Regions from separate parts of the Homo sapiens genome. Here region 1 is linked to region 2. Evidence: chromatin contacts called from ENCODE Hi-C or POLR2A ChIA-PET data. All regions are on one chromosome and are shown on one strand. The core of a region is the stretch at or near the end of the contact, and the rest is flanking DNA. Distances in the headings are between cores, read along the strand shown.

What was found. Hi-C counts contacts between places; a loop is a spot of excess contacts on that map. ChIA-PET counts read pairs that join two places held with the same protein, here RNA polymerase II (POLR2A). Pooled maps may share reads with other maps.
Region 1: a loop to region 2 is called in a pooled map, with 12 times the contacts of the local background. The contact joins the promoter of CCZ1B here to the promoter of ZNF316 in region 2. A Hi-C loop is called at or near these places in 1 of 37 single-sample maps with no recorded cell type and 5 of 50 pooled maps. POLR2A ChIA-PET finds 5 or more read pairs at or near these places in 1 of 52 experiments (activated T-cell).

The regions. Positions count from the first base shown.
Region 1 is chr7:6,824,703-6,828,363 of GRCh38, forward strand. It overlaps CCZ1B (CCZ1B vacuolar protein trafficking and biogenesis associated), which reads right to left and starts at 1,573. Exons shown (of 15, transcript NM_198097.5): 1 at 1,376-1,573; 2 at 1-35. The coding sequence starts at 1,495. RefSeq lists an enhancer at 2,516-2,810.
Region 2 is chr7:6,635,760-6,639,575 of GRCh38, forward strand. ZNF316 (zinc finger protein 316) reads left to right here and starts at 1,559. Exons shown (of 9, transcript NM_001278559.2): 1 at 1,559-1,688; 2 at 2,087-2,250; 3 at 3,283-3,382. RefSeq lists silencers at 1,239-1,658, 1,899-2,328 and an enhancer at 2,389-2,438.

The DNA.
Region 1 (3,661 bases), core at 323-2,822, 190 kb after region 2:
TCATTTGGATGATAAAATAAAATCTTATTTTCCTCCTGAAACATGAGGAAACAGAAGCACAACATGAATAGAAACATTTCATCTTAGCTATTGAAAACGCTAAGTTCAATGTCGACCTCTTGTGTCACACATGCTAATGACAAAATAAAACAAAAACCGGTTTTAGAAAAACAGGAATTGTAATCCTAGTATTTTCAGAGGCTGAGGCGGGAGGATCACTTGAGCTCAGGAGTTCAAGACCAGCATGGGCAACACAGTGAGACGTCTCTATTATTTAAAATAAGAAGAAGAACAGGAATGATCTCATCATTGTGCAAATACTGCCCACCAGTCAGAAAGGCAATTTCGATAGTCAAGAAGTCACATCTGAAGTAGCACCAGGTAATTTTTATGAAAACTCAAGTCTCCAGGTTTCTTTCCTAGTGCTAATTTGTAATACACCAATGCTTGTAAGAAGTAAAGGTGTGCCCATCTGCAGACACATAGCTCCCTGAAAATTAAATCCAGTCAGTTCCCAGCCATTTGAACTGACAAGTTGTTTTTTTTTTCTTTTTCTGGAGATGGGGTCTGTGCTGCCCAGGCTGTAGTGCAGTGGCGCTATTACAGCTCACCTGCAGCCTCAATCACTTGGGCTCAAGCGATCCTCTGGCCTCAGCCTCCTGAGTAACTGGAAATACAGGTGCGTGCCACCACGCCCGGCTCACTTTTCAATTTTTTTTTTTTTTTTGTAGAGTTGGGGGTCTTGCTATGTTGCCCAGGCTGGTCTGGAACCCCTGGCCTCAAGCAATCCTCCCATCTCGGCCTCCTAAAGTGCTGGGATTACAGGCGTGAGTCACAGCGCCCAGCCTGGACAGTCTTTAACAGAAGTCTGACTTGCTGGAAACAAAACACAGCTCCGGACATCCTTTGAGAAAGTCGCCGTCCCCACCTCAGAAAAACCACACACACACACACACACACACCCCTCCCGAAATTAATTTATTTCCTCATTTGGGCGAAAACTATTACAGGGACCTCCAGGCTTGCATCATTTGAAGGCTAGCGTCTGCCACCCTGGTTCCACGCTTCTAGTTGGGGACTACCCACTTAACAAAGCCAAGTTCAATTTTAATTTCCCAGAACTGACGCAAAGCAAAGCGCAAAGAGCCTCAACCTGGGGTGTGGAGTGATATAGACCCGACGGGGCTTTATTCCATCGACCTAGGACCTGAAGCGGTCCCTGCCTGCTGTCAGGTCCCCGCCGCAGCCCCCTGCCCGGACTCGCACCTGGCACAATGCAGGCTAGGTCAGTGCCCCTCGAGGTGGGCAGAACCACAGGGCCACCTTCCCGGGGAACACCGGCGCCGCCCGCCCGCGCGCCGCCCCCTCCGCATACCTGTCCTTCGCGCGGCCCGAAGCGCGGGTTGTAGATGAAGAAACTCAGCAGCGCCGGCGGGAACTGCTTCTCCTGGGCCGCCCAGGGCCCGCTCCCGGCCCCGGCCGCCGCTGCAGCCATCCCGCCCCGGCCCCCACCTCGGGAGCCTCCCACGGCCCGCCCAGAGACAGCAGCCACCGGCTAAAACACCGCACTTCCGCCTCCGTCGCCACCGCCCCGGAAGCACTCGCCGCAGGCCCGGAAAAAGAATCCGCCTCGCAGCGTCCTCTTCAGGCACCCCCGGGTGGCCTTGTTGTCTGTTTCCTGGCCGAGTTTGTGTTTTGCTGGCTCGCGGAGTTTTCTCCTGGCTACAGGCGAGGGCTGCGCGTTTCAGGAAAAACCGAGCGGGCACTGTTTTTTTGTTGTTGTTGTTTTTTCTGATAGGGTCTCAGTTTGTCATCCAGGCTGGAGTGTAGTGGCGCGATCTCAGCTCACTGCAGCCTCAACGTCCGACACTCAAGCAATCCCCCTGCCTCAGCCTCCCAAGTAGCTAGGATTACAGGCGCGCGCCACCAAGGCCAGTTTTATTTTTTTGTAGAGGTGGGGTCTGTGTTGCCCAGGCTGCTCTCGAACTCCTGGCCTCAAATGGTCTCCCACTTCGGCCTCCCAAAGTGCTCCGATTACAGGCGTGAGACACCACCGCCCAGCCTGTTGTTGTTTTGGTGGTATTGTTTTAAATTTAATTTAGAGACAAGATCTCGCTTTGTCACCCAGGTTGGAGTGCAGTGGTGCCATCATAGCTCACTGCAGCCTCAACTCCTGGGCTCAAGGGATCTTCCCACCTCAGCCTGAGGAGTAGCTGAGACCACAGGCATGCACTACCATGCCCAGATAATTAAAAAATAGATAGATAGATAGTAGAGACAGGGTCTCACTTTGTTGCCCCGGCTGCTCTCTAACTCTTGGCATCAAGGGATCCTCCTGCCTCTGCTACTGGATGGAAGGTCTTGACCGTGGATTGCCCAGGTTCTTGGCTTGTTGAACACAGAACTGAACAAAATGCAATGCACAAAGTAACAAAAGAACAAAGCAACGAAAAGAAACAAAAGAAAAAACCGGAGTAAGGAATAGACAGATTTATTGAAGCGAAAGTACAACTCACAGAGCAGGAGCAAGACAGAGCAAACAGCTCAAGAGCCCCCATTAGGATTTTCATTAAGCTGGAAGAATTAGGTAACGCCCCTAGGTGCCCGTTAGAGGTCTCCGATTGGTTACACCCTCTGAAGGATTGGCCTGTGACCAATCAGAGGCTGAAGTGGAGACGCGCACCCGCCCCCCCGTCAATCAGAAGCTGTCACCCTCCCCCCCGGCCAACCCCCTGTCGTCCGTCAATCAGCCTCTGATTGAGGGAATGAACACGTGGCCTCTATGCTGCCTAATCTTGCCTAGAACTGGCTGCACCTGCTGTTCTTTTGTTTATGCCTTAACCCTTGGTTACCCTCATTCCCTATTCTGCCTCACCTGCCCTCCGAAAGTGCTGGGATTACAGATGTGAGCCACCCACACCAGGCCCATTGTTTTGTTTTTAGTTTATTTAAAAAGTATTTTATTCTAAGACAGCACTTTGCTCTGTTGCCCAGGCTGGAGTGCAGTGGCCAGATCAGACCTCACTGCAGCCTGGAACTCCGGGGCTCAAGTGATCCTCCCACCTCAGCCTCCCGAATAGCTGGGACCACAGGTGCATGCCACCATGGCTGGCTAATTTTTAAATTTTTCGTAGAGCTGGGGTCTCACTATGTTAACCCAGGCTGGTCTCGAACTCCTGGGCTCAAGTGATCCACTGGCCTTGGGCTCTCCAAGTGCTGGGATTGTAGGCATAAGCCCCTGTGCCATGGCAGTTTTTTTTGTAGAAGGAAATGTAGAGACACAAAGGAAGCCTCATTTAGAAATAAACAAGGCTGGCCACGGTGGCTCATAGCTGTAATCCCAGCACTTTGGGAGGCCAAGGTGGGTGGATCACTTGAGGCCCAGAGTTCCAGACCAGCCCCGTCTCTACTAAAATAAAAAAACTAGCCAGGAGTGGTGGCACATGCCTGTGGTTCCAGCTACTTGGGAGGCTTGAGGCAGAAGAATTACTTGAACCCAGTAGGTGGAGGTTGCAGTGAGCCAAGATTGCACCACTACACTCCAGCCTGGGCAACAGAGCAAGACCCTGTCTCAACAAAAAAAAAAAAAAAAAAAAAAGAAAGAAAGAAGAAAAGAAAGAAAAGAAACACACTTAGGGGCAGATGTGCATTCCGTTTGGCC
Region 2 (3,816 bases), core at 309-2,808:
TATTTATTATTAGAGACAGGGTTTCAATCTGTTGCCCAGGCTGGAGTGGAGTGGTGCTATCATAGCTCACTGCAGCCTCAACCTCCTGGGCTCAAGCAATCCTCCCACCTTGTTTTCCCAAAGTGCTGGGATTACAGGTGTGACCCGCCTCGGCCCCCCAGAGTGCTTAATTTATAGGTGTGAGACCCCGCATTAGAACCTGATTTTTCAATTTTATTTTTTAAACAAGAATGGGACTCCTTATTTTAAAATGTTATTAACTTTAAGACATTTTAAGACACCAAGAGCCAAGCGACATCACTGTGAGGGTCTGATTCAAGGGGTTGGGGCTGCACCCCTCTGTGGGACTAAGGTTTGAGTCCTCCTCTATCTTATTATTATTTTGAGACAGAGTCTCACCTTGTCGCCCAGGCTGGCGTGCAGTGGTGTGATCTCGGCTCACTGCACCCTCTGCCTCCCGGCTTCAAACGATTCTCCTGCCTCAGCCTCCCAAGCAGCTGGGACTACAGGGGTGCGCTACCACGGCCGGCTAATTTTTGTATTTTTAGTAGAGATGGGGTTTCACCCACCATGTTAGCCAAGCTAGTCTCGAACTCCTGACCTCGTGATCCGCCCGCCAAGACCTCCCAAAGTGCTAGGATTACAGACACCGTGCCTGGCCGAGTCCTCCTCTATCTCTTGCCCAGTCAGGCCTGGGGTCCCCACAGAAAAGCACCAAGAACAGTGGTGCAGGCGGGCTGGGAGCTGGGGAAGGGGCCCAGGCCACACCATTCCAGGCGGAAGACAGACCCTGGACTCCACCAATGCCAGAGCTCATCCTGACACCCCAGCTGCACCTCTTGGGAGCAGGTGCAGACAGGCTTGTGGGTGGGGGTCTGGGGGTGGCCGCTGAGCTCACCGACCCCTCCCTGGGTTCCTGGGGTCGCCTGTCACTTCTGCCCCCACACTGGCCATGCCCTCTGCCTGGACATCGCTTCCCTGCCCGTGACCCCATGTCCCTCCAAGTGCGGGCTCCACAACCCCAGTCTCCTCCTGCACTCAACCGCCACAGTCCACCCATAAGACGTTCACCCCGCCCGTCCCTCCTCCCTCCCCACCCACAAGACGTTCACCCCGCGCGGGCCCGGGGATCTGGTGGAGGCGTGGACACCTGGCCCCCTCCCCACCACAGGGGTCGCCTCCTCCCTCCACCATCCTGGGGTCCCGGGCAGGCTCCGTGGACTGGCGGAGGGGGCCCAGCGCGGGGCCTGGTCCTCAGCGGGCGCCCCGATGAACGAGGCCGGGCTGGGGTTCGGGGAAGGCGGTGGTCGCAGCGGCGGGACCTCGGGGTCACCTCCGAGACCTGGCCAGGGTGTCCAGGAGCGGGGCGAGGTTGTGGGCGCCCCACGAGTGTCGAGGGCGCTCCCGTCCCCTCCCCGCATGCCCCGTCCTCGCCCCGGCCCGAGGCCCAGCTGGGCAAACCCCCGCAACCCGCGCTTCCCCGCTCCGCGCCGCTGCCCCCGCGTGACCGGAAGTTCCTCCCCCCGCGGGCGCGGGCGGGGCGGGGCCGGCCGGCGGTACTTCCGGTGCCCACGCGCCGCCGTCGCGCAGCTCCCGGGCCGTCACTTTGTGTAGCGCGGGGTCCGCCGCCGGCCCGCAGGCCCCGGCCCCGGTGTCCGGCCCGTGGCTCGGCCAGCCCGGCCCGCGCGGTGAGTGGGTCTCGCGGGGCCGGTGGGCGGCGGCGCGGGCGGCAGGTGCGGGCGGGCCGGGCTTGCGCTCGGGGGCGGCGGCGGCGGCGGGGCCGGGCTGGCCCTCGACGCCCGGCGCGGGGAGGCCGCGGGGAGGCGGCGGGGCCGGGGCCTGCAGAGTCGGAGCGGAACGCGGGTAGGGACTTCCGCGGCAGCGCCCCCGCCTCCCGGACCCCCGTCCGGGCCTGCGCGTTGCCGACCCCCGGGGCCGGTCCGGGCAGGAGGCGGAGGGGGCAGGCCCGGGAGGCCACGCGTGACACCTCGGGGTGCCCGCCCACGCCTTCTCGGCCGCAGCGGCAGGGGCTGGGCCGCGGCCGCCCCCAGGACACACCCATCCAGGAGGGGCTGTCATCGTCTAGGTCTCTGCAGGAGGAGGCGGCTCCGGACGCCCCCTGGGGGGCGGGAGGCGCTCGGCCCGTCGCCCCAGGAGCCCGCTTTGTGACCTTGGGGGCCTTATCCGGGCTTTCCCTCATCTGCAGAAGGAGCCCCGGTGGGCTGCTCGGCTGTCTTCTGCTGCCGGCAGGTAGGTAGGGACACCCATCCCTGGGATTGGATGGGGTCTGGGCTGTCCCGCGTGGCAGCAGAGGTAGGAAAGGGGCTGGGCTTTGGTCGAGGACCCGATGGGCAAGAGGAAGTGCAGGTACCAGGAGGATCAGGCCCCCAGCTCTGCTTGTGTGGGGAGACCTCGGTGCTTGGTTTGGTTCAACAAGTGTGGGCAGGTCTGGGGGCCGGGTGGGGTGGTGAGGGGGCTACCCTGGGGAACCTGAGATGGCCCCCGTGGAAATAACCTGCACCAGGAGCAAACCCAGGAAAGTAGGGGGATCCAGAATCCGAGGACAGACAGTGAGGACTGTGGTGGTCGGGGAAGGAAGTCCTTCAGGAGGGCATGAAGACCCGAAGGGCTCTGAGGGCAGCGGGGGCCACCCAGAGGGAATGAAGGGGGCTAGACACAAGCACACCCCCACATCTCCCGCTCTCTGAGTTGGGTTTCCCTGGCTTTGGAGCTTTTGTGAGGAGTTTCTATCAACTTTCAAGCTTTGCCTCTTCTTCCTGCCCTTGCCTCGCTCCCTTCTCCTCTTGGGAGATACCTTGTCACCTCCCATTCTAAATGTTGGCTGCAGCACCGTATCCTAGAGTGCAGGGCCCTAGTAGAAATGAGGGTTTGGGGCCGGGTGAGGTGGCTCACGCCTGTAATCCCAGCACTTTGTGAGGTCGAGGCGGGTGGATCACCTGAGGTGGGGAGTTTGAGAAATGAGGGTTTGGGATGACGTTGGTGAAGCTCCCTGTGGCCTCTGGTTTGGGATTGATGCTGATGAGACCCCCTGTGGCCTCTGACCCAGAGTTGGATGCCGAGGGAGAAGTGAGCAGTGTTTACAGTGGACTGGCAGGCTGGCAAGAAGAGGGCAAGAGTGCAGGCCTGGGGGAGGCAGAGATAACCCAGGGGGAGTTGCTGGAATCTAAACTCTGCCCGGACTGCTGAGGTCCGTTTTTCAAACCATTATGTTCTGAATCTTGGGTTGGGGACGATGTCTGGCTGTGCTTCTGACCTCTGTAGGAGCTGGTCCTCCACCTTCTCTGGTCATCCGTGGGTGGACTTCTTGGGAGAAAGAACTCAGTGTCGTCTTTGGAGGCAGAGACTCTCCACTGCTTCTGGGGTGAGTTCCAATTCCAAGGGTCCCCCCAACCCCCTACCCCCAGCAGTGGTCAGTCTGTTCTGGAACAGGACAGTAGGGCCAAAATGCTGAGTTTGAAAAATCCTGTGTCCATCACATTGGCTGGCGACTTTAGACATTCTTTTAGTAAGTATTTGAATGCTTCTTAAGTGCTGGTGTGAGGGGTATTCAGACATGAGCAAAGGGAGCTTCTGCCGCCCAGGAGCTGGCTGTACTCAGGGAGAGAGATGATAAGACAGTCTCATAAGTGTATTTTTAAGATGTGGTGAGTGCTGTGAGGGAAGAATTACAGGGAACTGTGTCACCCACTGGGGCCCAGGGGGCTGCCTCAGAAGACCACCCAGGAAAAGGGGAAGAGAGTTCTGGGGATGGGGAATAACACACACACGGCCTGAGATGAGATGAACATGCAGCCA